2 separate regions of the Mus musculus genome follow, and region 2 is linked to region 1. The links are chromatin contacts, found by Hi-C or POLR2A ChIA-PET in ENCODE. All regions are on one chromosome and are shown on one strand. Each heading gives the region's core, a stretch centred on a gene start or an enhancer-like site at or near the end of the contact. The rest is flanking DNA. Distances are from core to core; before and after follow the strand shown.

Evidence for each region. A loop is a pair of places that touch in the nucleus more often than their neighbours do. ChIA-PET counts read pairs that join two places held with the same protein, here RNA polymerase II (POLR2A).
Region 2: a loop to region 1 is called in a map of heart, with 3 times the contacts of the local background. The contact joins the promoter of Trim59 here to the promoter of Smc4 in region 1. A Hi-C loop is called at or near these places in 15 of 37 maps with a recorded cell type or tissue (Patski, T-helper 17 cell, T-helper 2 cell and 5 more). POLR2A ChIA-PET finds 5 or more read pairs at or near these places in 4 of 5 experiments (Patski and embryonic stem cell).

The regions. Positions count from the first base shown.
Region 1 is chr3:69,003,016-69,006,419 of GRCm38, reverse strand. Smc4 (structural maintenance of chromosomes 4) reads right to left here and starts at 1,682. Exons shown (of 24, transcript NM_133786.4): 1 at 1,330-1,682; 2 at 207-344. The coding sequence starts at 339. Ift80 (intraflagellar transport 80) reads left to right here and starts at 1,850. Exons shown (of 20, transcript NM_026641.2): 1 at 1,850-1,988.
Region 2 is chr3:69,043,093-69,046,496 of GRCm38, reverse strand. It overlaps Trim59 (tripartite motif-containing 59), which reads left to right and starts at 1,755. Exons shown (of 3, transcript NM_025863.3): 1 at 1,755-1,884; 2 at 2,655-2,729.

The DNA of each region.
Region 1 (3,404 bases), core at 433-2,932:
TCTAAAACACAGAAACTCACAACGCAAGTTTTCCGCTCACTCTCATATCTTCCAGAACCGTTAGAGCAAACTGCATGGAATTCCTCTGAAAACCAAAGAACGGCTTTCCGGAGCTTCCCAAATCAACCTGTCGTCGCCTGCGCCCCGCCACCCTCAGAGGGTCTCCACAGGCTTCCGACGCACGGGGATCCCGACCTGTCACTCACTTGCGGGTGCAGCGCTCTCCGCTTCGCCGGCCGGTTGCTCCATCTCTTCGTCGCTGTGGGCACCGTCCTGGGAGGGCGGCGGCCCTTCCTCCTGGTGGCAGGCAGTGGAGGGCTTGGTGCCCTTACGCCGCATGGTGGCTGCGGCAGAAGAGTCCCGAGTCAGGTCGGCCCGCAGCTCGCCGCTCAGGCCCCGCAGCAGCAGGACGGGCTCCGCCCAGGACCCACCCCGCCACCGCGTTCCCCAACGCCGCTAGCCAGTAGCGGGTCCCTAGGAAAGTGGCTACTAGGAACCCAGCAGTGGCAACCGGGCGGGACGGGTTTTCCCACGCCCCAGCTACGTGGGGAAACATAGCCGCGCCTGCCATCGCGCCCAGGACGGAGGAATTCGCTCAGGCCACCCCCGCCCCTGTGGAACCATCTCATAAGAGAAGGACGTCTGCTGACAAGTCTCCTCCCGTCGGGGCTGGGGAGTGAATGTGCTCGGAATCGGGGAGGGAGGGAGAGAGGTACAGAGTGGGAGAGAGAGAGAGAGACAAGTTCGTCCAGCTTCGGGGCTGCGTGGCTACTCTCCAGAGCAGCAGCGCCTGCCTGCCCGGGCGACTTGTCAACCCCCTCCCTTCTCCCCGCCATTTAGGTCCTGACGCCCGGACGGCCCTCGGAGAAGTCCAGGTCTCTTTTCCTCATCGCCCCAGCGGAGAGGATGGCCGAAGCCGGAGTCACCCGCCACACACTGCTGAACTGGACTCTGGCAGCGTCTGCTTGGGTTGGGTCACTTTCCGGGATAGTAGGGGGTCTAACCCTCCCGGGTCCGGGGCGGAGTCCCGATGGACGACAGTGTAAGCCATGCCAAGTGCCCAGGAGAGGCTCTGAGTGGGGCTGCAGTCCCCTTAGGAGACAGGACGGATCGGCCTGGGGGAGGGGACGCTCTGGCCGAGCCAGGCTCGCTGCCTCCCCCAGGAAGAGGCGCCGGAGCCGCCGCCCGGCCGCCGAGGGGGAGGGGTGACAGGCACGGGAGCTCGCCGAGCCGCCTCCGCCGCTCCAGCTCCAGGCCTTGGGGTTGCGGGCGCCCGCGGGGCAGGGAGGAGAAAGTGTGACAACCTGATCTAGAAGAGAAGGACTTCACCTGTCGGCGGGTCCACTCCGAGCCGGGCTGAAATGGTGGCACGGCCGACCCCCCGCCTCGCTCCTCCCGGTGTCTCGGCTCCGGGTCCTTCACTCGAAAATGGCGCCTAAAATCCAAACTCGAACGGAAATTCGTTACAAACGCGCGCAAGGGTTTCTGGGACCCGCGAATTTGAAAAAAAGTGCGGCGAGTCCCACCGCCATCTTCGGGCCGTTCGGGCGCATGCGCGGGCTCTACCCCAGGGACCGTGGCGCCGAGGGCCAAGTTACGACTGGGAAGGGAGAGCAAGCAGGGCTACGTCCTTTCTGTGGACTTTAACAGAAATGAGAGTTTCGCACTTCTAGAACGACAGCATTTGAAAAACTGGAGGAATTTGAAAAAGAAGGAAAAAAAACAAAACAAAACAAGCAGGGTCCCGCCTACAATTGTAGGCGGGTCCAAGTTGCCCAATAACACCTTCCAGGGAGAGGGCGGGCTCGGTTAGGGGCGGGGTCAAGAGCCCGCTCGGGTGACTGGCACCTAGCAAGTATCGCGGGAACATGGCAGGGGGAAACGCTCGCAGCGCTTAGAAATCACTATGGTGACGGAAAGGTCGGGAGGCTATTTGGTAACTAGTTCGAGCTCTGAGAGCAGTCGCCACCGCTTTCCTGGAACTTGAGGTAAATTTCTTCATCTCCAGAGCCTTTGAAGAAAGGGCTTGGAAGCGGTAGCGGTCATTAAGACCTAGCTTCTCTTGGTTAGATGGGATGAGCTTTGCGGGAGCATCAGTTATTTTCCATCTTCTTCCAGCCACCAGGGTGTTGATCTTGGGATGTGGAGTTTACAGGTAAAGCGAGGAAACCGGGATTATTGAGTTAACCTTGTAGTCCATTTATGAATAACAATGATTTTTGAACTATTTTGTGTAAGTGACACTACTGAAAGGTGTTGAGTTTAAATAACCATTTGGCCAGCAGGGCTCCTAGTGGGAGAAAGGATTCGCTGGTGATAACTAGTTACCGTTATGGGGGAATTAGTTCATAAGTAGCATTTGTCTTTGTTACACAGTGAAAGGAATAGCAAGGGTTGTTAAATGGATGCGGCAATTCCTAATCCCGAGCGGTTTAGTTTCCTTAATGGGCTTTTAACCTGAGTTTGAGGATAATGATGGTTGGGACAGAGTTTCTGACTCTCCGAAAATTGTATACCAAGTTTTGTGTGTTTTGGCATTGTTTTCCTGAATGTTTAGTGACCCTATAATTTTGAAAAACGGTCTGTATCACTCATCCTCCCCAATGTTAAAGAACCGCTGATTAATTTCGCTGCCCCCAGTAAGTATTTATACAGCAACTTTTAAATTGAGAGCTGTTAGCCTTTCTCTTTTTTTTTCCTCAACCTATTTAGGGTTTGGCATTTTAGAGCACCAATAAACCTTTTTTTTTTAAAAAAAAAGATTTATTTATTATTATAATCTAAGTATACTATAGCTGTCTTCAGGTGCACCAGAAAAGGGTGTCAGATCTCATTACAGATGGTTGTGAGCTACCATGTGGTTGCTGGGATTTGAACTCAGGACCTTCAGAGAAGAGCAGTCAGTGCTCTTAACCACTACTGAGCCATCTCTCCAGCCCACCAACCTTTAATGAATGAATTTACATTGTTCTAAAATATATTATGGCTTTGAGATGCCTAACACTTAGATTCAGTGATTCTCAGGAAGTGCTGGAGAGGACTACAAGTGTGGGAGTCTGGAGGAGTTTGGAGATTGGTGTGGTTTGAATAAACGTTTGCTAATATAATAATGTACCTTTATATTTCTAGTTGAAAATAAATTGTCTTCATAAAATAAATGTCACCATGAAGCTCAATGAATATTTTTTGGGGGGGGTATGGAGGACTAGTAGGAGTACCAAGAGGATAAAGGGATTCTTTTTAGGGGCTTCTGGAGTATTTTGTATTTTCAGAGGTTCTAAAATACAACAAAGCTGAGCGGAAGAGATACCTGCTATGAAAGAAGTAGACTGGGCCAGGGGAGATGTGTGGTGTTAGAAGCACTTACTGCTCTTGCAGAGGACCCAGGTTCTGTTCCTAGCACC
Region 2 (3,404 bases), core at 506-3,005, 40 kb before region 1:
TCTGTCTGTCCCCATCTTTTTAGTATCTTTTAGTAACAGCCCTAGAACTTGCCTTCTAATACAAATATATGTTCGCTCTGTAATTCCTCAAGAGTTTATTGTTCTTATCTAAGACAGTATACAAGCTTCTACTGTTTTTATTTTTATTTTTTATGTGTACGAGTGATTGTCAGTGTAAGTATATGCCATCTGTGTGTGTCTGCAGAGCCAGTCAAGAGTGAGCTTAGATCCCCTGGAGCGGGAGTTACAGGCAGTTGTGAGGGGTCCACAGTCATGCTGGGAACTGAATTTGAGAATAGTAAGTGCTCTTAACTGCTGTTACCTCTGGTCAGTTAAAAACAAATAAAACCCCGTTTATCTATTTCTTTAATGTGTGGTTTGTAACGTGCATGCATGCGTACATCACATCCTTGCTTAGTGATCTGGGAGGCTAGAAGAGAGCATCAGATTCCCGTGCAACAGTTGTGAGCTGCTGTGTGGGTCTTCTGGAAGAACAGCCAGCGCTGACTTTCTGTTTCAAAGCTCAAGACAAAAAGTTTTCAAGCAAGGAGTCTGAGGAGCGCCAAGAAGATGTTAATGTGCGCTCAGCGGTTTGGCTTTTCCATGGTGGGAACTGAACACGCCAGGCGAGCACTGGAACTGAGCTACACCCCCAGCTCAGAAGTCACATTTCTGTTCATCATCTTTCCGATATTATACCTGTAACAAAACCACGTATTTCCCATCCTTTATCCCGTTTCTCAATACTCTATCACAAAGGGAGTATTGGGAGTGTGTATATCGTAATGGAAGACACCCAAAGCAGCTGATTTTTTTTTTTCAGCCCAAAGTTTTCGAAGGCTGACGCCCCAACACATGAGGTTTTTAGGTTTACGACTTTTACGCTTTGGTGCCTGTATTTGAATTGTAATTTCTAGTCTTTCTTTTCCAGACCAACACTATCATCTATAGAGCGCATGAATAACAGTTCATAAATCCTGAGTAGCGCTGCCGGTCAGCGTGGAGCTGCCTTAGTGCTAAGGCTCCTCTTCTCTGCCCCTTCCCCATGTTTGGTTACAGAACTTTCTGGCAGGGTCGGGCACTCTATGGACCTGTAAAGCACACTCCTTGAAGGCACAATCCATTTTCCTTCCTCTACGCCCCCTCTTTCCATCTTGTCTCCGAGGTCAAGTCTTGCTGTGAGTCTTAGGCTGACTTGGAATCTGCTCTGTAGCTCACACCGGCCGGGAGCGGAGAGCGGTCTGAGCTCTGGAATGGCGTTTCTCCGAGAAAGTGAAAAGCCACTACTGTGTTTTCTGACCCAGCGTGTTAGAGAGGACAGGGAGGACACAGATGAAGGCTTAGGCGCGCCTAAGTTGGAGGACCGGAGCCTCACGGGGGCGGGCGAGCGCGCCGAGCCCTCCAGCCGGTGACTGAACAAGGAACCTGTGAGGTAACAATGGAAGAAGCCTGCGCGCCGCCAGCTCCAGAACCATCCCGTGCGGGCGTGGTCCTAAGTAATAAGCAGTCCCTCAGCCAGCCGCCTCCAGAAGCCGCCGGGTCACCCGCGCATCCCCGCCCTCGCGAGGTCCTGGCGCCAGCCCTTCCCCCCCAAGGCGCGACCCCTGCCGCCCGTGCGCTTTCCGCGCCGCGCGCTAGTGCGCAGGCGCCTGGCCCTCGGCCGTTGGTGTTCAAAGGCCGCCCGCGCTCTCTCATTGGCGGAGGCGGCGCGGTTGAAAGTCGCTGCGGCGCCGCCGGCCCCGCCCCCGCCGGGCACCTGAAGACTCGGGCGAGCGCCTCGCAGTGTCCGCACCAGGCTGCCCGGGAGCCCTCGCCGTGCGCGCCGTCGCCCGCCTCGCCCGCCTCGCCCGCCTCGCCCGCCTCGCCCGCCTCGCCCGCCTCGCGGTGAGTACGCGGCTCCGCCGGGGAGGCGGCTCGCTGCCCCTCTTTCTCGAGCGCCCGCGGCCCCGGTGCGTTCGCCGCCGACTTGAGGATGGGGAGGCGGGCTGGGCTCCGGAGGGCGTGCGCTCGCCTCTCCTCGCTTCGCGCGCTCGCGGGTGGAGCAGCGGCGCTCCGAGCTACCGGCGGGATTGAGGTCGTAAGGGCCGGTAGGTGAGCCTAGCAGATCCCGCAGCACCGCGCGGGGCGAGTGAGCCCTGGGCATCCTGGACAAGAGGGTGTGACTGCCATCTTTGAGCCACTTCTTTGTTTGGAGTTCACGTAGGACTTATGCCCATTGTACAGATGTGAACCTTCATAGGTAAAACTGAGGCCTGCAGCGTTTCGGAGACCACCCAATGTGTTGATGGGAATAATTTAACGTAGTTTCGAGCTGGGGATATCTACGCGCGAGGATATTTCTAGTCGTCTTGCTGAGTTTAAATAAAACTTTGAAGCGGGGCATGAACGTGCACGCCTGTAACCCCAGCATGGGGGCAGACAGAGGCAGCAAGCTCTCCTGTGCGTTCCAGGTCGTCAGTGAGGACTACAAAATTAGTCTCAAAAAACCCACCAAACCAAACTATGAGTGTTTAGTTCCCATCATTGGTTAATCTTGTCCAGAGTCAGAGATTCGTTATGTTGTAAAAAGTCCTTTGTGTGGAAATGGTTGGGACTTTAAAGATGAAATATTTACTGCAGGCAAAATCTGAAACATTAAATTGTTTTACTTTTAGAATAACAAAGGATCCTGGAAAAGTTGGAGAAGATAAAGTACACCCAGTGTCCAGATCAGGAGATTGACAGACCAGGTAAGCTCTGGGAAGTTAACTGGATACGAAGAAACATCAGGATATTAGAGTGTGTGATTCCTGGGCTATGATGAAAGATTGAAAAATCTCTTGAAAAAAAGATGTATATTGGAAGTGTATAAAATTTTAACCATCTTATGGAGGAAGCATAAAGTGAGAAATGACCTAATCTAAAAGGTATTCAGTTTTTTGTTTGATTCTCCCCCCCCCCCCAAAAAAAAAAAAAAAACCAAAAAACAAAAAACCATGGTTTCTCTGTGTAGCCCTGGCTGTCCTGGATAATTGCTCTGTTGACCAGGATGGTCTTTAACTCAGAGATTCCTCTGCCTCCCAAGTGCTGGAGCCAAAGCCATCACTGCCTGGCTAAAAGATTTTCACTTTTATCTAACAGACATTTTATAAGCATGTGTGGACGTCTTAAGTCATGCACACAAAATGGTATTGCCTTACACGTTTGCACGCTGCATTTATTATTCAAGCTACCTTTATTCCTTTTTGCCCAGTATTACACATTGATCTACATTTTTAGTGAGCCAAGGTCCTGTATTTTAACCTGGTAAAAAGTAAAATTTTGACTTTGGGTAATATATATATACTGACATTGCAAATATGTTGCTGAATGTTTTCCATCAAATATATTTTCACTTTGAAAAACTATTTTTTGAATACTGTGTT